Regions from separate parts of the Homo sapiens genome. Here all the other regions are linked to region 2. A link is an interaction called in ENCODE POLR2A ChIA-PET data of the cell type or tissue named here. Cell type or tissue: OCI-LY7. All regions are shown on one strand.

Region 1 (8,000 bases), 72 kb after region 2:
GAATTTTAAAGTTATAGATTTTATTTTATTTTGGGATGAAGTCTCACTGTGTCCCCCAGTCTGAAGTGCAGTGGTGTGATCTCGGCTCACTGCAACCTCCACCTCCTGGGTTCAAGCGATTCCCCTGCCTCAGCCTCCCAAGTACCTGAAAAGGCATGTGCCACCATGCCTAGCTGGTTTGTTTTTGTTTTTTTTTTTTTTTGGTATTTTTAATATAGACGAGGGTTTCACTGTGTTGGGTAGGCTGTTCTTAAACTCCTGACCTCAAGTGATCTGCCTGCCTGGGCCTCCCAAAGTGCTGGGATTACAGACATAAGCCACCGCGCCTGGCTAAGGTTATATATTTTAATTTGATCACAGTTTCTATGCAGTTAACTACTGGGAAAAGCACAACTACTCCTATTTAAGACTCATATGTGATCACTGGTTAAAAAAAAGAGAAATACATATTTCTCAAAATAAGTAATGTAAATGCAGAATCTGCTGTATCATCTGTTTCATAGTTTAGATATATGAGCTTCCTCCTCTTTTGACACTATCAATGCTAAGTGATCACATTAAATAATCTGTGCTGATAGTTAAAAGTAAAATTATTTTCATCACAAGCAGAATGTTCTTATTTAGCTTCTCCACAGCTGGCGAGAATTGGTTTAGTTCAGTAAACATTAACTATCTGTGGCCAGGCGCGGTGGCTCACGCCTGTAATCCCAGCACTTTGGGAGGCCGAGGGGGGCGGATCATGAGGTCAGGAGATCGAGACCATCCTGGCTAACACGGTGCAACTCCGTCTCTACTGAAAATACAAAAAAATGAGCCGGGCGTGGTGGCGGGAGCCTGTAGTCCCAGCTACTTGGGAGGCTGAGGCAGGAGAATGGCGTGAACCGGTGAGGCGGAGCTTGCAGTGAGCCGAGATAACGCCACTGCACTCCGGCCTGTGCCAAAGAGTGAGACTCCGTCTCAAAACAACAACAACAACAAAAAACATTAACTGTCTGTGTGCCAGGCAGTGTGCTAGGCTTAGTGGGTACAAAAACCCAACAAAAAGCCCGTGTCGTTGAAGCACTTAGAGTCCGGTGGGCCCTGGGGTTGGGGGGTGTAGTTTGAAGGACAGTCATAGACAGGTGCTTCAATGTCATCTCGTAAGAGGTAGTAAGGTAGAGTTCTGTGCAGGCCACTAGGTGAGCTCTCTTCCACCTGGGGTTCTGCAAAACCACCTTGGAGCCAAATCTTTAAGGAGGAATAAGAACCGGGTAAAGAGACAAAACACAGAGCCAGTGTGAGCTGGGGAGTGCAGAAAAGAGGAGGGAGAATGAATGAGTAGGCATCTGTCCTTGGCCACTGCCTGAGATGGGAAATAGGAAGTAAAAGGACTTGGAGGCGAGGGGCCGATGACTTCCACTGCAGATTTCTGGGGTATTGGAGCCGTTTGAGGGATGTTCAATGGGCTGAAGTTCAGCGGAGTGGGCAGGGCTGGAGCCATGCAGGTGGAGCATACACATGGGAGTCAAAACGATGAGAGAGGTTAATATCCCGGGAGCAAGGAACACTGGGGAATGTGAGTGTTTTAAGAAGTGGGTAAGGGAAGGGAGTCCACAAAGGAACATGAAGGTAGGAGGAGACCTATGGGACCGCATTGTCCCAAAACAGTAGGGAGTTTTAAGAATGGAGACAAAGGGGCCGGGCGCGGTGGCTCACGCCTGTAATCCCAGCACTTTGGGAGGCCGAGGCGGGCCGATCACGAGGCCAGGAGATTGAGACCATCCTGGCTAACACGGTGAAACCCTGTCTCTACTAAAAATACAAAAAATTAGCCAGGCATGGTGGCGGGTGCCTGTAGTCCCAGCTACTCAGGAGGCTGAGGCGGGAGAATGGCGCGAACCCAGGAGGCGAAGGTTGCAGCGAGCCGAGATCGCGCCACTGCACTCCAGCCAGGGCGACAGAGCGAGACTCCGTCTCAAAAAAAAAAAAAAAAAAAAAAAAAGAATGGAGACAAACGACAACAGTGTCAAGAGCAGTAATGAACTTTGTAAAGGTAATGGCTGATGAACATCCCACAGATCTGGCAGTGCGGGTGGTCACTGATGACCTTTGGCAGTGGAGTAATAGGGCATAGACGCCAGATTGCAGAGAGGAGTGGATGGTGTCAAGGACATGGAGAGGCCATCTGTGACTTCCAACCCAGGAAAAAAAAACATAAACATATATGTTTTATATGTATATTATATACATAATACATATATATACAAAATACATATATATAATTTTTTTTTTTGAAATGGAGTCTCCCTCTGTCGCCAAGCTGGAGTGCAGTGGCGTGATCTCGGCTCACTGCAACCTCCACCTCCCAGGTTCAAGCAATTCTTCTACCTCAGCCTCCCTAGTAGCTGGGATTGCAGACACGCGCCACCATGCCCAGCTAATTTTTGTATTTTTTTTTTTAGTTGAGATGGGGTTTCACCATGTTGACCAGAATGGTCTCGATCTCTTGACCTCATGATCCGCCTGCCTCAGCCTCCCAAAGTGCTGAGATTACAGGCGTGAGCCACTGCGTCCAGCCCATATATATAATTTTGATTTTGCCTGTCCTGTTTTTTGGGGGCTAGGGTGTCATGAGTTACAAGTGGCACAATCATAGCTCACTACAGCCTTGAACTTCCAGGCTCAGGTGATTTTCCAGGCTCAGGTGATCTTCTTGCCTTAGCCTCCCAAGCAGTTAAGACTACAGGCGTGCACACCATACCCAGCTAATTTAAAAAAAAAAATTGTAGAGACAGCTTCTCGCTATGTTGCCTAGGCTGCTTATGAACTCCTGGCCTCAAGCTATCCTCCCACCTTGGCTTATTTAAGTGCTGGGATTACAGGTGTGAGCCACCACACCCAGCCTCTTTTCCTGTTTTTATCTCTACTCTTAAATAGGATACCCTTCCACTTTTTTTTCCTCCTTTTTACCTCCCCTGTCTGCTGACATTAAAAATAATAACCACAACTAATTTGCATGGTTCTTTGTAATTTATAAAATACTTTCACGTATCACTTTATTTAATATGCTCACCCATCTTTTGTTTTGGTATCATAACTAATTTACAGTTGTTTAGGATGGAGGCCCAGACATACAGATTCCTATGTGCCTTGTAATTCAACCCGTCCTATTGAGGAAACTGAGGCTCGGGCTTATGTCCTATTCCATCACTGTTTAGAGGGGTTCTGGCTTTAGAAGCTAACCTCCTGATTTTCATTGTGTAACTCTAACTACAAGGTGGAGACACTGGGGAGGCTCAGGCAACCCTGTTAGAACTCAGTACAGAGGAACTCTGGGCCCATAGGCAACCAAGAGCCTGTGCCTTTAAGCCGTCCTGAATCATGTGCTAGTTACTGGTAGGCAGTAAGCCAGACCACAGACCCTCCACCCTCATCTGTACTCGTCTGAGACTCCCTCGCTTTGTTCCCACTCATGACCTCTGCTTATTCTCAGTTCTTTTTCTGTTTCTATCTAGCTTCCTACACTTTGAATTTTGTCTCCTGCTACAGAATATTCCTCCTTTTTGTCCAATCGGCATCCATTCTACTGAATCAATCAACAGCACCTCTATATAGTCCACTGGAGATGGCCCATGGCTAATTAGCCTATTCTGCTGCCCTGGCCTCAATGATTGGTTTGGGGGTGGGCTTGTGATCCAAACCAGGCAAATCAGAGTCAATCCTGGAAAAAGAATCTCTCACAGGGGACCCTATGGCTGCTGCCTGTGTGAACGAAGACAATAAGGAGGTGCCACAGCTAATGGATGGGGTGGCAAAGTTCTCTCTCTTTTTTTTTTAATTATACTTTAAGTTCTTGGATACATGTGCAGAATGTGCAGGTTTGTTACATAAGTATACATGTACTATGGTGGTTTGATGCACCCATCAACCCATCATCTACATTAGGTATTTCTCCTAATGCTATCCTTCCCCTAGCCCCCCACCCCTTGACAGGCCCTGGTGTGTGATGTTCCCCTCCCTGAGTCCATGTGTTCTCACTGTTCAACTCCCACTTATGAGTGAGAACATGCAGTGTTTGTTTTCTGTTCCTGTGTAGTTTGCTGAGCATGATGGTTTCCAGCTTCATCCAGGTCCCTGCAAAGGACATGAACTCATCCTTTTTTATGGCTGCATAGTACTCCATGGTGTATATGTGCCCCATTTTCTTTATCCAGTCTATCATTGATGGGCATTTGGGTTGGTTCCAAGTCTTTCTATTGTGAATAGTGCTGCAATAAACATATGTGTGCATGTGTGTTTATAGTAGAATGATTTATAATCCTTTGGGTATATACCCAGTAATGGGATTGCTGGGTCAAGCAAGGTTCTTTAATATCCTCTGCACACTGGGATCCAACTTATTGGAGCTGGAAGTCTCCCTGCACTTTTCAAGTGCACAAGCCAATGAAGTCCACATGTATGTTTAATTCCATCGAGGTGAGTGGCAGTTGTAACCACAAAAGCCTTAACTATTAAACTATTATTCTCCTGCTGCACCCCCACCCCATTTTTTTTTTTTTTTTTTTGAGACAGAGTCTCACTCTGTCACCCAGGCTGGAGTGCAGTGGTACCATCTCAGCTCACTGCAACCTCCGCCTCCCAGGTTCAAGTGATTCTCCTGCCTCAGCCTCCCAAGTAGCTGGGACTACAGGTGTGCACCACTATGCCCAGCTAATTTTTGTATTTTTGGTAGAGATGGGGTTTCACCATGTTGGCCAGGCTAGTCTTGAATTCCTGACATCAGCTGATCCACCCACCTAGGCCTCCGAAAGTGCTGGGATTACAGGCGTGAGCCAATGCACCCGGCATAGTCACCTCTTTTTAGCCTCATTTGGCTCCTGTGTCTTGCTGGGACTCACTGTGATCGATCTTTGCAATCTCTAGAATTTGCTTCAGACCCAGTCGTCTTACTCTCGGCTTCCTTAGGTACCCTACACCTTGCTGGCTCCTGCCTCAGCTCCTGAGGCTCAAGCCCTGCGCTCTAACTGGTGTCACTGCCATATACCAGCCCTCTCCTCCCCCACACCACCCCTGCCATGCTCCCTCCCCAAACAATCTCATGGGATATTTTCTCATCACAGTGCTATGAGTCAGTTCAAGTTTATGGGTTGCCTATACTTTGTTTGTATGAACTGATTTTTTCTGTTATTAATAATGACAGAAGAAATATCTACCACTAACCCAATACTTTTTTGTTGCAGTAAAATATGCATAACATAAATCCGTCATTTTAACCATTTTTAGGTGTGCAGTTCAGTGGCATCAGTATATTCACTGTGTTATGCCACCATTACACTACCCATTTCCAGAACTTTTTCATCATCCCACCAGAAACTCTGTAGCCATTAAAAATAACTCCTCACTGCTCCCTGCCTCCAGACCCTGGAAACCTCTTTTATTTCTGTCTCTATGAATTTGCCTATTCTAGGCACCTTATATATGGGGAATCCCATATTTCTCCTTCTGTGTCTGGTGTATTTCACTTAACATAATATTTTCAGGGCTTGTCTATGTTTTAGCAGTATCAGAATTGTATTCCTTTTTAAGGCTGAGTATTATTCCCTTGCATGTATATGCCACATTTTGCTTATCCATGTATCTGTCGATGGACATGTAAGTTGTTTTTACCCTTTGGCTACTGTGAATAATGCTGCTGTGAACATGGGTGTACAAATACCTGTTTGAGTCCCTGCTTTCAATTCTTTTGGGTACATACCAAGAAGTGGAATTCCTGGGTCAACCAAGCATGTGCTATGTATTTTATGCGCATTATTTTATTTACTATTCACAACAACTCTATGTGGTATTATTATTCCTACTTTAAAGCTGAGGAAACTGAGACTCAGAGAAATTAACATGCCAACGACACATCCTGTGCTATGCTCTTGCTGCTGCTACTCATAAAGTCATCTCTCCAAGCCGTGAAGGAACACACATGCAGCATACACTGTCTGCCAGGCCCTGGGCTCCATGCCGAGGCACACAGTCACACGTCATACCTAGTGTTCTCTCCCGTGAATTCGAAGAAAGTGCGATCACCCTGTAGCATGCTGCATGGATGGTGCAGGGCCAGGTCTACCTTTCACACATGGTGTCTTGTCTTTGCCATTTACACTGCTGGGTTTTATTCTTGCCAAGCCAGTGACCAATTTTACCAGCCTCTTTCATTTCCTAACCTGAACCAACGCTGTCTATAGGTGGAAGGAACAAAGAAACAAGTGAAGAAAAAAAATTATATATTACTTCTGATTATAAAAATGATACGACTGGTTGTGGTGGCTTACGCCTGTAATCCCAGCACTTCGGGAGGTCGAGGTGGGGGGATCATGAGGTCAAGAAATCGAGACCATCCTGGCCAACATGGTGAAACCCTGTCTCTACTAAAAATACAAAAATTAGCTGGGCATGGTGAGGCACGCCTGTAGTCCCAGCTACTTAGGAGCGGAGGTTGCAGTGAGCTAAGATCGCGCCACTGCATTCCAGCCTGGTGATAGAGCGAGACTCCATCTCAAAAAAAAAAAAAAAAGAGAGAAAAAAAGAAAAATACATAATCATTGCAGACAATTTGGAAAAAAATAGTAACATATTAACAAAAAAAACAGAAACCACCCTATAATCATGCCACTTGAGATAACTGTTCTAAAAAAAAAGTTTAAAATAAATTAATAATATGTTATCATCAATTAGAAAAGATCAAAGTAGTTTGGTATCAATTTACTCAATAAAACAAAAGAGAGAAATTGGCCCTAAATATTTCCCCATCTACTTTTGACAGATTTAAATTATTCAATTCAGTTACTGCAGATTTATGTCTTTCTGTTTGAAGGACATTTATCCTACAGAACTTGCCAGATGGTGCCCTGCAATGGCTCTATGATTATCCATCATCATTAGAAGAAAATGCTCCGTAATCTGTGTGCATTAACTTTAACTATTTGGAAGGAACATGTGTACTTTGGAAGAAAGCTACCACATGGAGAAAGTATACAGGAAGACCTTTCTAGTGGTAAACATTATTGTCTGAACTCGAATGCCAGAGGCAGAAATGACACTGGATTTACACCAGGATAAGGATTCCCTCCCTTTGTGCCTCCATAGGGTACTTTCTGCCTGCCGTCACTTTAGGTCAGGTTGCTGTGGCTGCTCAATGCCTTAGCGTTGCTCTATAGGGCTGCTCAAGCCATATGGCACCTCTGTACAAATTACAAAGTGCCCCTTCCTTCCTGTGAAAGGAGGTGGCCTTGCTCCATCGCTTGGTCAGCAGAAGGGTGGTGAGTTCATTCTTCACCTGCATCTTTGTCCAGGTACCCTCGTTCAGCAATCAAAAACTCTATGTAATGATCCTGGCTCTGCCTTTTTGAGGCTTCCCTTCCTCTGGGGGTGCTGATGCTGTGGCATATTCTAGATCGAGGTGATGCGGCCCCACTTCTAGGTGAGCCCTGGTGATGTGGCCCTCAATTCAATACATATCTTTTGAACTCTTACTGTCCAAACCTGGTCCCCATGGAAAGGCTACTTGGACGTGGACATCGGTCCTGCCTTCTCTTTGGCCACTGCCACCAACTCTGTGTTACACAGGCTAGAACTTTAAACAGTCCTCTAAGTCTCAGCTGGATTTATTGGTGGTAGCTTTGTCTACAGGTGCTTGAAATATTACTGTTATGGCCAGGCATGGTGGCTCACGCCTGTAATCCCAGCACTTTGGGAGGCCAAGGCGGGTGGATTGCTTGAGGCCAGGAGTTCAAGATCACTCTGGCCAACATGGTGAAACCCCATCTCTACTAAAAATACAAAAATTACCCGGGCATGGTGGCGCATGCCTGTAACCCCAATGTAATTCTCGTGGCTGAGACATGAGAGTCACTTGAACCCAGGAGGCAGAGGTTGCATTGAGTCATGATCACGCCACTGCACTCCAGCCTGGGGGACAGAGCGAAACTCTGTCTCAAAAAAGAAAAGGAAAAAAAAAGAAATATTACTGT
Region 2 (8,000 bases):
TCAAAACAGTGACATTGTATGCTTGGCTGCCGGTACATGTATTTTGGGAGTTGTGATGTTTCCTCCACTGTGGTGGTTAATATCCAGGCCTAAACACTGTGGTATTTAATGTCCCTCCTCCTCCAAAAGTGCTAATGAGGATCTATGCTACGGTCTAGCCAGAGGAAAGGAGAAGGAAGGCATGGTTTGCTGCTGTCATCAGAATGATACTCACCCAAAAGGATGACCCAGGTCCAGCCAGAATGACAGAAAAACCCTTGTCCTAAACTGTCAATATAAATGAACAGAAAGGAGAACTAGCTATAGAAATTTGAAACTCACATTGTACCAAACGCTTTTAGCTATTAATTTAGTAAAAACTATTATGCATTAGATTTATTTATATTCATTTGTATATTCTCTGCAACACTAACACATGATTTAACTAATCAAAGCATAATCGCTCAGGTTCTGCTCTTTTATTGTCAGATTTGGCAGACTTGTCTTTCCGTAGCTTTTTATTTTAAGAAAGATTTTCTTTCATTTATCAAGTATTAATTGCATGTCTATTACTCAGTGACTCTAAAAGAAATGGATGGCACTGACCTTAGCCTACAGCAGCTTAGATAGATTTAGTTAAGTAATCACACACAAGAGTAGAGGCCAGATGTCAAAATGAATAATGTAACTAACAAATACTATTGGGATTCAGAGAAGAAAGAGATATGTATTGACTAGGACAATTAGAAACAATTTCATGAGCTGGAAGGAGTTTCATGACTCTAGTGATTGAGCACCATGTGGCCAGGAGGGAAAATCTTGCAGGTTCTTCAGCAAATACTTCTTGAAGGCCTGCTATGGGCTAGGCACTGGGCTAAATTCCTAAACATAAGGTATTAATGAGAAATGTGCATACACGCAACACTGTACAACCTCTAATATGCAATAGCCAGGATTCATACTCATATGTGGTTTGACACAGTATTGTATAGATGTATGTATGACGTGTGTTTCTGCAGGATACATGTGCTGCCCTTTTGTTCTGGACAAAGATGGAGTCAGTGCCGCTGTCATAAGTGCAGAGTTGGCTAGCTTCCTAGCAACCAAGAATTTGTCTTTGTCTCAGCAACTAAAGGCCATTTATGTGGAGTAAGTTGTTATTGACTCTGTTGGATTGAAATAATATTTTGAAATGTTCTATTATATACTTATGCATGAGATACTAATATCCTTTCTAATGCTCTTATTTTGGTGATGAATTCTATTTCTTATAAAAATTAAATAAGGCTGGGCACAGTGGCTCATGCCTGTAATCCCAGCACTTTGGGAGGCTGAGGCGGGTGGATCACCTGAGGTCAGGAGTTCGAGACCAGCCTGTCCAACATGGTGAAACCCCGTCTCCACTAAACATACAAAAATTAGCTGGTTATGGTGGTGGGCACCTGTAATCCCAGCTACTCAGGAGGCTGAGGCAGGAGAATTGCTTGAACCTGGGAGGCAGAGGTTGCAGTGAGCCGAGATCGCGCCATTGCACTCCAGCCTGGGTGACAAGAGCTAAACTCTGTCTCAAAAAAAAAAAAAAAAAATTTAAAAAAACTAAAGAGATCACCTTTTCCTTTTGATATGTAACAAGTTAGTAATTACTATTCCCGATCGCATTAATTCTTAACAAATGACAACATGAAAGAATGTGATTTTAAGTGTCCAGTATCAAAAAAGATTGAATGTCTTCATAATACATCTATTCATTTTTTTGTAGCACTTACTCAACTCTGCCTTGCCAGTGTAGTGCGTAAGCATCCAAAGAGAATACAGAAATGCGTGTGACCTGGCTCTCTGTGCAAATGCAGGCGGAAGACCAGGCAGTCATTTGGTGATCCCTGGGGTAGATTGTTGGACCTCTTTTTTTTTTTTTTTTTTTTTTTTTTGAGACGGGGTCTTGCTCTGTCACCAGGCTGGAGTGCAGTGGTGTGATCTCGGCTTACTGCAACCTCTGCCTCCTGGGTTCAAGCAATTCTCCTACCTCAGCCTCCCGGGTAACTGGGATTATAGGTGTCCCCACACCTGGCTGATTTTTGTACTTTTAGTAGAGTTAGGGGTTTCACCATATTGGCCAGGCTGGTCTCAAACGCCTAACCTCAGGTGATCCACCCACCTTGGCCTCCCAAAGTGCTGGGATTACAGGCGTGAGCCACTGTGCCTGGCCTAGACCTCTGTTTTAATGGTCTTTTAAAAATTATTCCTTTGGCGTCAGTTTTGGCTGTTACATTTATTTTATTATTTATTTTATTTTATTTTATTTTTTGAGATGGAGTCTCTCGTTGCCCAGGCTAGAGTGCAATGGCACAATCTTGGCTCACTGAATCCTCCACCTCCTGGGTTCAAGCGATTCTCCTGCTGCAGCCCTCTGGAGTAGCTGGGACTACAGGTGCCTGTCACCATACCCGGCTAATTTTTGTATTTTTAGTAAAGACGAGGTTTCTCAATGTTGGCCAGGTTGGTCTCATACTCCTGACCTCAGGTGATCTGCCCGCCTCGGCCTCACAAAGTGCTGGGATTACAGGCGTGACCCACCACACCCAGCCATATTTATTTTAGAATACACTGGTTGGTACATGTTCTGTGTCCACCCTACAAAATTATTTGTTCCTCATGTGCATGAATTTGTATTTGTTTGATAGGTATGGCTACCATATTACTAAAGCTTCCTATTTTATCTGCCATGATCAAGAAACCATTAAGAAATTATTTGAAAACCTCAGAAACTACGATGGAAAAAATAATTATCCAAAAGCTTGTGGCAAATTTGAAATTTCTGCCATTAGGGACCTTACAACTGGCTATGATGATAGCCAACCTGATAAAAAAGCTGTAAGTAATGTCTTCTCTTTTCAACTAACCTCTTTTCTATTTACCTTTTAAAATAATTTGAATAAATTATTTAACCATACAATTAATTGAAGCTGATTTTAGGCACTTAGGCGTGATTATAAATAAGCTATAAAAAATATATGGAAGCCGGATGTGGTGGCTCATGCCTATAATTCCAGCACTTTGGGAGGTTGAGGTGGGCAAATCACTTGAGATCAGGAGTTCGAGACCAGCCTGGCCAACACGGCAAAACCCGGTCTCTATTAAAAAATACAAAAATTAGCTGGGCGTGGTAAGTTAAAAACCGCAGGCTAGAACTGAAAGAGACTCTACTAGGCTGGGAGCGGTGGCTCACACCTGTAATCCCAGCACTTTGGGAGGCCGAGGCAGGTGGATCACTTGAGGTCAGGAGTTCAAGACCAGCCTGGCCAACATGGTGAAACCCCATCTCTACTAAAAATACAAAAATTAGCCAGGTGTGGTGGCTCATACCTATAATCCCAGCTACTCAGGAGCGTGAAGCAGGAGAACTGCTTGAACCCAGGAGGCAGAAGTTGCAGTGAGCTGAGATTGCACCACTACACTCTAGCCTGGGTGACAGAGCAAGACTTCATCTCAAAAAAAAAAAAAAAAAAAGAGGAACTAGTCATCAAAGCCTGTGTGGTCATTTCGCACCTTAGGCAATAAGTGATCAGAAGTGTGGAACCTGTCTGTGGACACAGAGCTTAGTTGGTGGTGGTCCAGGGAGAATCTGGGTTTTCTATCTCAGGATCCAGCATTCTCTCCCTGTCAGGAGTTCTCACACTTGCAGGAGCATCAGTAACCAAGAAGGCTGGGGAAACAGAGTGCTGGAGCCCACACCTGGACTTTCCGATTCAGTAGGTCTGGGGTAGGAGCCAAAAATGTTCATTTCTAACAAGGTCCCAGGTGGTACTGATGCAACTGGTCCTCACTTTGAGAACCACTGTTTGTTTTCTAGTTAGTGTACTCTGTTCTCTGAGTGTATTGGAGCTGTTGGCTGTAAAGCCTGAGTTTGCATTCTTTACACCAAGCAGATCTTTCACTGGAGACAAAAGAAGACACAAAGGTAGCAGAAGAGTGTTGCTTTCTATGTTGGGGTTGGGGGAGGAAAGTTAAGAATATCCTTATGAGATGTTAGGCACGTTCTTTGATATTTTCTTTGTTCTATTTTTCATTTTCATCTGCACACAGCATATTTTTAAAATAGAAATAGTATGAAAACGCTTACGATGAAACGTGGCAGTCCCACCCCTGCCACCTCATTGCCATGTCACCAAGACTAGATTTGTAAATCATGTGCTCATATAGTGATGTTTTGATATACCAGTTTTACAATTTGTTGACTTTCTATTTTTGAGATAAAGATTTAGTTCTTACGCTTTCTACATTCAATAATTCTCTTCTCCCCATCCTCACAGTACGTTTATGCCACAGCTTTTGGTTAAATCAGATTCCGTGCTTTTGTTATTATGACTAGTAACTGCTGTTGCCTGCTAGCTAAGTAGTGTATTTTGATTAGGTTTCCCTAATTTGTATAGAGAATTGTATTTCCTGTACCTTTTGTTTGTTTGTTTTCTTTTTTTTTGGAGACAGGGTCTTGCTGTGTGACTTAGTCACTTAGGCTGGAGTGAATGGCATGATCACAGCTCCCTGTAGCTTTGACCTCCCAGGTTCAAGTGATCCTCCCACCTCACCCTCCTGAGTAGCTAGGACCAAGGGTATGCCATCATGCCCAGCTCTTTTTTTTTTTTTTTTTTTTTTTTTTGGAGGGACGAGTCTCTCCCTAGGTTTCCCAGGCAGGTCTCAAGTGATCCTCCTGCCTTAGCCTCCCAAAGTACTGGGATTACAGGCGTAAGCTACTGCGCCTGCCTTAATTCATGTAGTAATAGTTGCTTTGTTCTTCCATTTGCCTGGATTTCTATGTCCTGTCAGCAGTTTTTCCCAAATCCTTCAAATGCCTCTCAGTAGGGTTTTCCTGGTCCATGTCCAATGGCCGCCCTCCTGGTTGGGTGCACAGCTGTCATCCTGGGAATGCCCTTCTCCAGGATTGAGTCCCTTGCTCCTAGACCTCATGGCTTCCTCTTTCTATATTTATTTTCCTAGATCACATCCTCTAATAGCTTTCTGAGAACAAGTAATTGGGTGGTAAGTTTTTGGTGGCATTTAAGTCCGAAAATGTCTTATTCTGTCCTCACACTTCACTGACTCACAGTTTTGAAAGCATTGCTCCATTATTGTTGGGCTTCCAGCATTGCTATTGAGCCTCCAATCCTTCCTTTTTCAGCAGATAGTTAAGGCCTACTGTATGCTGTATGTAAGGTTATTGATGCCATACTTATTCAGTCCTTTCCATGCAACTTGTTTTGTTTGTTTTTTTCCTCTGGGAAGATTTTAGGAACTTTTCTCTAAACTTCAGGTTCTAAAATTTCACAGTGATATGCTATAGTATGGGTCCCTTTTTATTCATGTTTCTGGATACTTGGTCTGTAGAATCATTTATTTTAGTTCTGAGAAGTTTTCTTGATTATGTATCAGGAAAGGGAGCTAATTGGTTATTTTTTAAAATAATCACCTCCCCTGCATTTTCAGTTCTTTGTTTCTTGAAGAGCTCTTAGATGCTGGCTTTCCAAGACTGATGTTCTACTTTTCTTGTTTCTTTCTTTCTTCTTCTGTTTTTCTGGGAGATTTCCTTAGCTTTAGCTTTCAGTGCCTCTGTTGGCTGTTTCAGTTATAACTAATTTATTAAAAATAGTGTCCTGTTGAAACAGTGTCTTGCTCTTTCACCCAAGCTGGAGTGCAGTGACATGATCATAGCTCACTGCAGCCTTGATCTCCTGGGCTCAAGCAATCCTCCTGCTTCAGCCTCCTGAGTAGCTGGGACTACAGGTGTGTGCCGCCATGCCCAGCTAAGGTTTTTTAGTTTAGTAGAGACAGGATCTTGCTGTGTTGCCCAGGGTGATATTCCTTTTTTTTTTTTTTTTTTTTTTTAATGTAAACAATATCTTACCTCTCTAAGGATTATAGACCTAATTATAGTTTTTTAAAAATATATGTCTTCTTTTTCTGCTACATTCTCTTTATTTCCACCAAGTTCTTTTTATTCTGTTTGTTTTGGACTTTGTCTTTTACATGATGTCTTTCCCCAAAAGTCTGATGATCCTTAATTTTCCTTTGGGCACCTAAGAACTGATTGGAAGCTCTGTGTACATATGCAGATCAAATGACATACTTCACTCAGAGGATATTGGTAGCAAGTTAACTTTATAAGGGGATCCCCCTGATTTAATGAGACCTTAATCACCTACCCAAGGATGATAAGATGAGATGCCAAGGCCCTGGAGGCATGACTGGGGCGGAGCTGGGGGTGTCAGCCTGAGGACTTCTACTTGATCCCTCTGTTTTCATCATGCCCTGCCCAGGTTCCCCAACTCCTGAATGTTTCTGATTTAATCTCCAGAGAATTTAAACCATCTCCTGCAGAAATGGAGAAGAGGTGGTTCTGTGACGGTGTGGGCTCAGGGCAAGGAACCGGGATGGTCTAAGAACTTCTTTCAAACCCTGTTCCTGCTTTCCACCCCTGCCTCACATCTGCCTTTTGCAGTACCTGGTGCCTCTGGTTCTTGAGCTTGGCCAGGATTTTGCAGAGCACCTTGCCTCAGTTCTCATCCATGTCTCCTTCCGCAGGCACTCAGATTTCATTCTCTGGGTCCCACCAGACCAGTTCTGTGCCTCCATCTGTTTTCTGACTTGTGCGATCGGTTGGCAGCCCCATCAGCTGCTACCTCCTCTTTGTCTCTTTGCCCGTGTGTTTATGCTATTCAAAGTACCTCTATTTTAATGGAGTTTTGGGACCTATCAAATATAAATATACCATTTCCTCAAGACCATTTTTCTTTTCTAACCAGTAAATTTATATGGCATTTATTTTTTCTTACAGAAGCTTCCTTTTTTTTCTCTTTTTCTTTTCTTTTTTGGAGGCATAGTTTCACTCTGTTACCCAGGCTGGAGTGCAGTGGCGCAATCTCGGCTCACTGCAACCTCCACCTCCCGGGTTCAAGTGACTCTCCTGCATCAGCTTCCTGAGTAGCTGAGATTACAGGCACCCGCCACCATGCCTGGCTAATTTTTGTATTTTTAGTAGAGACGGGGTTTTGCCATGTTGGCCAGGCTTGTCTCCAACTCCTGGCCTCATGTGATCCGCCCTCCTCGGCCTCCCAAAGTGCAAAGTGCTGGTATTACAGGCATGAGCCACCGCGCCCAGCCTGGAAGCTTTATTTAAAAAAAAAAAACAAAAAAAACTCCTTATGGAATTTTCTTTGCAAAGATTCACTTTATAACAGTAAATATAATCTAGTTTGAGGTTTTTTTTTGTGGTGTATTAATCTGTTTAAGTCAATATCTTGTGAAATGATGTGTTTAAATAAAACTTTAATAACTTCAATAGAACTAGGGAAGTAAAAGCTAATACACAAAGTTACTTAATTTTCTTTATTTAAAATTAATTTAGTTATGTTAATTCACAAATAAAAATTGTATACATTTATGATGTACAATCCGATGTTTTAAAATGTATACATTGTGATAGCTAAAATCAAGTTAATTAGAATGTGTTACCTCACATATTGATCATGTATTTGTAGTGAGAACACTTAAAATCTACTCTCTTAGCAATTTTCAAGTATACAATGCATCATTATTAACTATAGTCACCGTATTGTACAATAGATCTCTTGAACTTCTCTTCTGTCTAGCTGAAACTTTAGGCCCTTTGACAAGCATCTCCCCAAACTCCCCTCCCTTATCCCCACCCTTCCCCAGTCAGCCCCTGGTAACCACTATTCTGCTCTCTGCCTCTGTGAGTTCAACCTTTTCGGATTCCACATGTAGGTGAGATCATGCGGTATTTGTCTTTCTATGCCTGGCTTATTTCACTCAACATAATGTCTTCCAGGTTCTTCCATATTGTTGCAAATGACAGGATTTCCTTCTCTTTTAAGGCTGAATAGTATTCCATATAGTAGACCACATATTCATAAATTACTATCGTTTAGTATTTCATTCATGTGGAGTACATTTTCTGATTTCCTCCAGAATGTTTTTCTTTTCTAACCAATAGATTTGTTTGGCAT
Region 3 (8,000 bases), 1.5 Mb after region 2:
ACTTCAGACTTGATGCTGAAATGAGTTAAGACTTTGGGGGCTGTTATGATGGAATGAATGTATTTTGCATGCAAGAAGGACATAAATTCTGGGTGGCCATGGATGGAATGTTATATCCTGAATGTCTGTGTCCCCAAAATTCACACGTTGAAGCCCTAACCCTCAGGGTGGCTATATTTGGAGTTGGAACCTCTAAACAAGTAATTAAGGATAAATAAGGTCGTAAGGGTGGGGCTCTGATCTGACAGGATTAGCATTCTATAAGAACAGACACCAGAGTGCTCATTCAATCTCTATCTCTCTTTCTCCACCAGTGCTCAATCTCTCTCTCCACCCATATGCACTAAGAAGAGGCTATGTGAGGACAACACGAGAAGGCAGCCATGTACAAAGCAGGAAAAAGGCCCTCACCAGACACCTAATCAGCCAGTACCATCTATTTTGTAGTATTTTGTCATGGTGGCCTGAACTAACACATGACCCAAAGAATCAGGACAAAAGGCATTTAATGAAGACCAATTTTGATACAACACAGATGTCAGAATTAGCAGATAAGAATTTTAAAGCAGCTACTAGGCCGGGCACGGTGGCTCACACCTGTAATCCCAGCACTTCAGGAGGCCGAGGCAGGTAGATCACCTGAGATCGGGAGTTTGAGACCAGCCTGGCCAATATGGAGAAACCCCAACTCTACTAAAAATACAAAATTAGCCGGGCATGGGGGCTCATGCCTAAAATCCCAGCTACTTGGGAGGCTGAGGCAGGAGAATTGCTTGAACCCAGGAGGCAGAGGTTGCGGTGAGCCGAGATCGTGCCATTGCACTCCAACCTGGGCAATGAGAGCAAAACTCCATCTCAAAATAAAAACTAAAGCAGCTACTATAATTACACTCAAGGACATAAAAGACAGAAATTAAAGCTACAAAAAAGAAACAAATGAAAATTCTAGAATTAAAAAATACAATATGTAAAATAAAAATTCACTAGATAGCCTTAACAGTAAATTGGTGATAAAAGAAGAATCAATGAACTTAAAGACAGAAAGAGAAAGTACTCAATCTGAAAAAAAGACTGATAAAAATGAACAAGGCTCAATGATCCGTGAGACAATATCAAAACTCCAACGTTTATGTAATTGTAATTCAAGAAGAGAAGAGAGAGAATGAGGCAGAAAAAATATTTGAAGAAATTATAGCAAAATGTTCCCAATTTTGATAAAAGATATAAATTTACAGATTAAAGAAGCTCAGAAACCAAAAATGGGATAAACAAAAGAAAACCACACTCAGGTAAGCCATAGTCAAACTGCTGAAAACCAAAAATTAAAAAATTCTTTAATGAACCATGAGAAAAACAACACACATGAGAAAACAACATCAATGACTGGAGGCATCTCATCAGATAAACTAGAAGCCAAAAAACAGTGGAACATCTTTAAAAGGCTTAAGTTTTTTAAAAAACAGTCAACCCAAAATTCCATATCCAGCAAAAATAACCTTCAAGAATGAAGGCAAAATAAAGACATTTTCAGATTAACAAAAACTTATAGAGGTTTATCACCAACAGACCTACACTACAAAAAATGCTAAACAAAATTCTTCAAGTTGAAAGAAAATGATATTAGACGAAAACTCAGATCTTCAGTGAGAAATGAAAAGCATCAGAAATAGCAAATACGTGCATAAAATAAAAACAGCAATTTTTGCCTTAATTTTTTTAAAAAATACACATCTATTTAAAGTAAAATTACATTGAATTGTGCAGTATTAACATATGTAGGTGTAATATATATGACAACTAGGGCATAAAGAATGGAGTGAATGGCTGGCACGGTGGCTCACGCCTGTAATCTCAGCACTTTGGGAGGCCAAGGCGGGCAGATCACGAGGTCAGGAGATCGAGACCATCCTGGCTAACACGGTGAAACCCCGTCTCTACTAAAAAATAGAAAAAATTAGCTGGGTGTGGTGGCGGGCGCCTGTAGTCCCAGCTACTCGGGAGACTGAGGCAGGAGAATGGCATGAACCCAGGAGGCGGAGCTTGCAGTCTGCCGAGATTGCACCACTGCACTACAGCCTGGGCGACAGAGCAAGACTCTGTCTCAGGAAAAAAAAAAAAAAAAAAAAAAAAAAAAAAAACTTATAAGAACTGAGTTTATTTTACATTTCATTCAATGCAAAATTATACCCAGAAAACTAACCTTGATTTCCTTTATTCCTTTCTTTGCTTTTAAAGTTTCTTCATCAGACTTTGTTTTCTCATTCTTCTTTACTGTTTCACTTACAAGTTTCTTTCCACTTGGTATTACTCCAAAGAATTTCCGAATGTCCTAAAAGCAAAAAACAGGAGATTCACGAATAAACATTAACCGCATAAAATTATAACTTCAATTGTAAGATGGGACAGCTTTATGTACACACTGGGTTACCCTGAGTAATTTTTCCATACCAAGATAGTTCCACGAATATAGTAGCTTTCTTTTCATGTGCAAAAGTTAACTGATAACTTTACCTGAGTTAAGAATAATTTGTCGGCCAGGCGCGGTGGCTCACGCCTGTAATCCCTCCACTTTGGGAGGCCGAGGTGGGTGGATCACTTGAGGTCAGGAGTTCGAGACCAGCCTGGCCAACATGGTGAAACCCCGTTTCTACTAAAAATACAAAAAATTAGCTGGGCATGGTGGCAGGTGCCTGTAATTCCAGCTACTTGGGAGTCTGAGGCAGGAGAATTGCTTGAACCCAGGAGGCAGAGGTTGCAGTAAGCCCAGGTAACACCACTGCACTCCAGCCTGCCTGGATGACAAAGCAAGACTCCGTCTCAAAAAAAAAAAAAAAAAAGAATAATTTGTCTAATAAAGAGTAATATAAATTCTCAGAATCAGGCCAAAAACAGGCCAAAATAAGCAAGTGATATTTTTGCTAATGACATCAGAGTTATTAAAGAGGCAAGTGGCAGTTACTTATTATTGATCATACATGCACATACACATACACATCCCATCATCCCAGGCATAGCTGGGGAGAAGACAAAGTTGGAGAATATGATCCTTGTCTGTGGAACATATACTCCAGTATGAAAGAATAACTCTCACAACCCTAATCATTCCTGGCAACTAAAAAGCTTCAAATTGTTTTCCTTTATATGATTTTTCAACATCCTGAAGAAAAAAAACCTTTGATGCTTATTACAATATGCTCTTTAATTACCCGTGTTAAACCACAGAATTCAAATTAATCACACTGAAACATTTACAATGTAATTTACAATTAAAATCACTCACTTTTCCTAACCTTTGCATAGTCTTCCCCACCTCTCTAAAATTTAGTTTAAGAAACTGTGGTATAGAGGAAAGGGAACAGACCTTAGAATCAGAAGCCTTAATTCAAATCTGTGCTCTAGTGCTTTTTAACTGTGTGATCTTGGGCAAGCTACTTTATCTGTTTTCTCCTCAGTAAAGTGGGACTAATACTGACCCTTTATGTGGATTAATTATGCATCTACCACAATTCTGGCCCAGTAAAAATCTTACCCTCACCTCATTTCTGAACTATCATCCCTTCATATTACTGAAACACTCTGTTTATCATTATCTCTGCTTATAGAGAAGGGTATAAGAAGAAAAAATAATGAGAATGTAGGATCTGAATTCCAAAGAACTGGATTTAAGAACCACCTGTATCATTTTCCCTCTTCCTATCCTTGATGGTTGTAATCACCAGTTTTTATCACTTTTTATCCCTACAACCTACCTCTCTTTATTGCCTGAGAGAAATGCCTATAAAAGTACTTTGTAAAGTGTTAAGAAAAGTTAGCAATTATTTCCTAGATCCTGACAATAATTGTCATACTCTTACAATGTCAAAAATCCCAAATAAGTGTGACACACACACACACACACACAAATAACTGTGGCTAAGCCAATAAACAAAGCAGATAATTGAAGTACATAGCATGTTAAATAATTTTTTTAAGGCCAAGTAAGGTAGCTCATGCCTATAATCCCAGTACTTTAGGAGGCCAATGCAAAAGGATCACTTGAGGCCAGGAGTTCAAGACCAGCCTGGTCAACATGGTGAAATCCCATTTCTACTAAAAATATGAAAATTAGCCAGGCACGGTGGTGCATGCCTATAATCCACCTGCTCTGAAGACTGGAGCACGAGAATCGCTTGAACCTGGGAGGCAGAAGTTGCAGTGTGGCGAGATTGTACCACTGCACTCCAGCCTGGGCGACAGAACGAGACTGTCTCAAAAAAAAAAAAAAAAAAAAAAATTAAAAAAAAAGATTAAAGACTTCTCTGGCTTTATATCCTCTTTTGTAAATCTCCTAGTTACAAATCCATCCTAATTAAGTCTAAGTTTAAAAGATACTGCTTACAGACTGGGTGTCTCAGCTATGAAACTGAGACATCTGTATCAGATGCTAAAGAGGAGAAGAACAATAAAGAAAACCACAGTCTTTCCTATAATTACAGAGAATCAAGTCTGAGGCTGACAACTACTTTATTGCTTCTGGAGCAAATGAGTTTCGTATCAGTTTCACTTTTGAAATTACACAGTGATTCTTCACTCAAACAATCATGACTGTTCTAAGTGAGCTCATAGATGGAAACATTTTAAAAATAAAAAGTAGTGATTGTTTAAACACATACACACAAAGACAGAGTGATAGTGCATGTGTGCCATGGAAATAACCAAACTGTAAATTAATAATCTGGTTAAAGCAAGTGGTGGTTTTCAACCTGTTTTCGGACCAAAAATGCTTAAAACTGAGAAGAGAAAGAAAACAAAATGTAATTCAGGAAACAGAGCCACTGTTAACACTGATCTGTCTGGTTTTTGTCTGTACAAAAATCTGCACTGCCACTCCTTAGCACTGTTACACCATTTCCTCCCTACGTAATTATTTCCACTCACATCCTCCTTTCTTTCCCTTTGCATTACTTTACCCTACTCCCCTAAACTCCCCCACACTCTGATGGCAACGTAAGAGTTAAAGAAATTGCAGCATCGTAACCTAACTCAGTATACACTAAAAATCAAAGCTTTTAGAAAATAATTTTCATCAGAATGGAAGCCATTCTACTCATACTTTTTTAGAACTATCTCCAGTGTGAGCAGCCATCTGAGGTATAAACATCTAAGAGGCAAAGGTCAGCAATTTGTCCTTAATTTATAGCACGTGACTTCACCTGACTGTTCCAATTAACATTTGCTGTCCAGTGTTCTAGACCTTCAAAGACTTCATGAAATGCAGAAAAACAAGTCTAACTCCCAAATAATGAATCTAAACACTTCTCTTGCCTGCACAGAATAATTCTTGTTGAGCATATGAGTGGAGAAAGGAACAAATATTTAAATTTATTTTTCAATCTTGGCAAGTAGAAGTCCCTCAAAGCAGAACATCAAGGCCAGAAACCATCCCTAAAGAAAGGCAGATTTTACTACACAAAAAGTGCCATAAACAAAGTTAAAATGCAAGCAACAGAGCTGGGCACTGTGGTGCACACCTACAGTCCCAGGTACCAGACAGGCTGAGACAAGAGGATTGCTTGAACCCAGGAGTTCAAGTTCAGCCTGGACAACATAGTGAAACTATCTCAAAAAAAAAAAAAAAAAAAAAAAAGCAACTAACTTAAAAACATCTACAACAGGCTGGACACAGTGGCTCACGCCTGTAATCCCGGCACTTTGGAGGCCGAGGCAGTTGGACTGCTTGAGACCAGCAGTTTGAGACCAGCCTGGCCAATACAGCAAAACCCCATCTCCACTAAAAATACAAAAATTGGCCATGTGTGGTGGTGCACACCTGTAATCCTAGCTACTCAGGGGGCTGAGGCACAAGAATCGCTTGAACCTGGGAGGCAGATGTTGCAGTAAGCCAAGAATGCCCCTTTGCACTCCAGTCTGGGCGACAGAGCGACACTCATCTCAAAAAAAAAAAAAAAAATACACACACACACACACACACACACACACACACACACACAACAGGCCAGGTGTGGTGGCTCACACCTGTAATCCCAACACTTTGAGAGGCCAAGGCGGGAGGATCATTTGAGCCCAAGAGTTTAATACCAGCCAGGGCAACACAGGGAGACCCCCATCTCTACAAATAAAAAAAAAAAAATCAGCCTAGTGTAGTGACACATGCCTGCATGCCTGTAGTCCCAGCTACTCAGGAGGCTGGGGTGGCACTTGCGCGCCAAGAGTTTGAGGCTGCAGTGAGCCATGACCATCACACCACTGTACTCCAGCCTGGGCAACAGAGCAATAACCTATCTTAAAACACACACACACACAAAACTTGTAAAAGGGTTCCTACAAATCAATAAAAGATAACCTAACCAATAGAAAAAATAAATAAAAGCTCCTAATAGGCAAAGTATAAAAGAAATGCAAATAGCCAACACACATAAAAAATGCTAGATGTCACAAATAAGCAGATAAGTTAAAACTTGATCATTTTCCCCTAAGTTTTAGAAGACTGATAATGCCCATATCTGTCAAGGATGTGGGGAAACAGATGCTCACGCACTATACTGCTGATAAAAGTGAAAACTGGTATAACCTTGGCTGGGCGCAATGGCTAACCCCTGTAATACCAGCACTTTGGGAGGCCGAGGTGAGTGGATCACGAGGTCAAGAGATCGAGACCATCCTGGCCGACATGGTGAAACCCCATCTCTACTAAAAATACAAAAATTAGCTGGGCATGGTGGCACACACCTGTAGTCCCAGCTACTTGGGAAGCTGAGGCAGGAAAACCGCTTGAACCCGGGAGGTGGAGGCTGCAGTGAGCCGAGATCATGCCACTGCACTCCAGCCTGGTGACAGAGCGAGACTTCACCTCAAAAAAAAAAAAAAAAAACACTGGTATAACCTTTATGGAAGGCAATCTAGCCACACTTACCAAAATTTTAAAGGTACATACCCTTTGCCCAGTAATTTCATTTCTAAAAGAAATGGTAGGCAGGGCGTGATGGCTCACACCTGTAATCCCAGCACTTTGGGAGGCCGAGGCGGGTGGATTACGAGGTCAGGAGTTCCAGACTGGCCTGGCCAACATGGCAAAACCCCATCTCTACTAAAAATACAAAAATTAGCCGAGCTTGGTGGTACGTGCCTGTAATCCCAGCTACTCAGGAGGCTGAGGCAGGAGAACGGCTTGAGCCCGGGAAGTGGAGGGTGCAGTGGACCAAGATCACGCCACTGCACTCCAGCCTGGGGAAAAAGTGCAAAACTCCGTCTTAAAAACAAAAAAATTCATTGAACACATGAACGGTTATTCCTCAGGCCACTGACCTTCACAACTGCACTCAGAAAGAGAGGTTCTTGATTATGTAAACCAAAATAAATGGTAGATTTGTTTTTAAAGATTATGTATTAAAAGAATCTTTTAATTGGGATTAACTTTGTGCTATGACTTTACCTAAGAAATTTTAAGAAGGTATTAAATTAATGCTGATTATATATTATTTCTGAGCTAAGTTAATAAAACTGAGTTTCTATAATTGATTTTCTGTTACTCTCATATTAAAACATTGTGGCTACAAAAAACAAAAATATACTTTCACTTTTAGTAGGACATTTCCTCTTCTTTAAAATTTATTTTAAGTCAAACTAATAACTTTTTTAAAGAAATCAGAAATATCTCTAGATTTATAATTGATGTTACTAATTTAACAGTCTAGCATGGGTCTCAAAAACTTCTCTGAGGAAAACACTGGTGAGTGAAATATAAGTGTGGTCTGAAAAACTTTTGAACAGTAACAAGTTCTAGCTAGGAAGAATTTTAAGAGCCCGCATCAACTTTTTTCATTCAATCATTCATTTATCCATTCAAGAAATATTTACTCAGAGCCTTTTATGGACCAAGAACTATTTTTGATGCTTGGGATAAACAAAACAGGCTAGGTCTCTGTTCTTGTGAAGCTTTCATTCTACTTTCTGTTCCTAATCTTTCTTTAATCCATCTTTAGAAAACAAAGCAGAGCACA

Evidence for each region. Peaks named below come from ENCODE experiments on the same cell type or tissue, not always from the same donor. Only the 100,000 strongest peaks of a DNase experiment are listed, where the experiment ranks them.
Region 1: POLR2A ChIA-PET joins it to region 2 with 18 read pairs; 3 of 35 experiments call an interaction of 5 or more read pairs at or near these places.
Region 3: POLR2A ChIA-PET joins it to region 2 with 13 read pairs; 2 of 35 experiments call an interaction of 5 or more read pairs at or near these places.

Annotation. Positions count from the first base shown.
Region 1 is chr4:37,919,154-37,927,153 of GRCh38, forward strand. The region is part of intron 2 of TBC1D1 (TBC1 domain family member 1); the gene reads left to right. Among named protein-coding and RNA genes, the nearest start is that of TBC1D1, 32 kb to the left of the region's middle. In OCI-LY7, no CTCF peak of the experiment used is centred here; no DNase peak of the experiment used is centred here.
Region 2 is chr4:37,847,524-37,855,523 of GRCh38, forward strand. It overlaps PGM2 (phosphoglucomutase 2), which reads left to right. Exons shown (of 14, transcript NM_018290.4): 11 at 999-1,128; 12 at 2,661-2,850. Among named protein-coding and RNA genes, the nearest start is that of PGM2, 25 kb to the left of the region's middle. In OCI-LY7, no CTCF peak of the experiment used is centred here; DNase peaks (open chromatin) are centred at 3,158, 3,778 and 5,048; H3K4me3 peaks cover 2,337 bases; H3K27ac peaks cover 4,510 bases.
Region 3 is chr4:39,349,148-39,357,147 of GRCh38, forward strand. It overlaps RFC1 (replication factor C subunit 1), which reads right to left. Exons shown (of 25, transcript NM_002913.5): 2 at 2,201-2,329. Among named protein-coding and RNA genes, the nearest start is that of RFC1, 13 kb to the right of the region's middle. RefSeq lists an enhancer at 4,948-4,997. In OCI-LY7, no CTCF peak of the experiment used is centred here; DNase peaks (open chromatin) are centred at 4,494, 4,894 and 6,184; H3K4me3 peaks cover 4,371 bases; H3K27ac peaks cover 5,045 bases.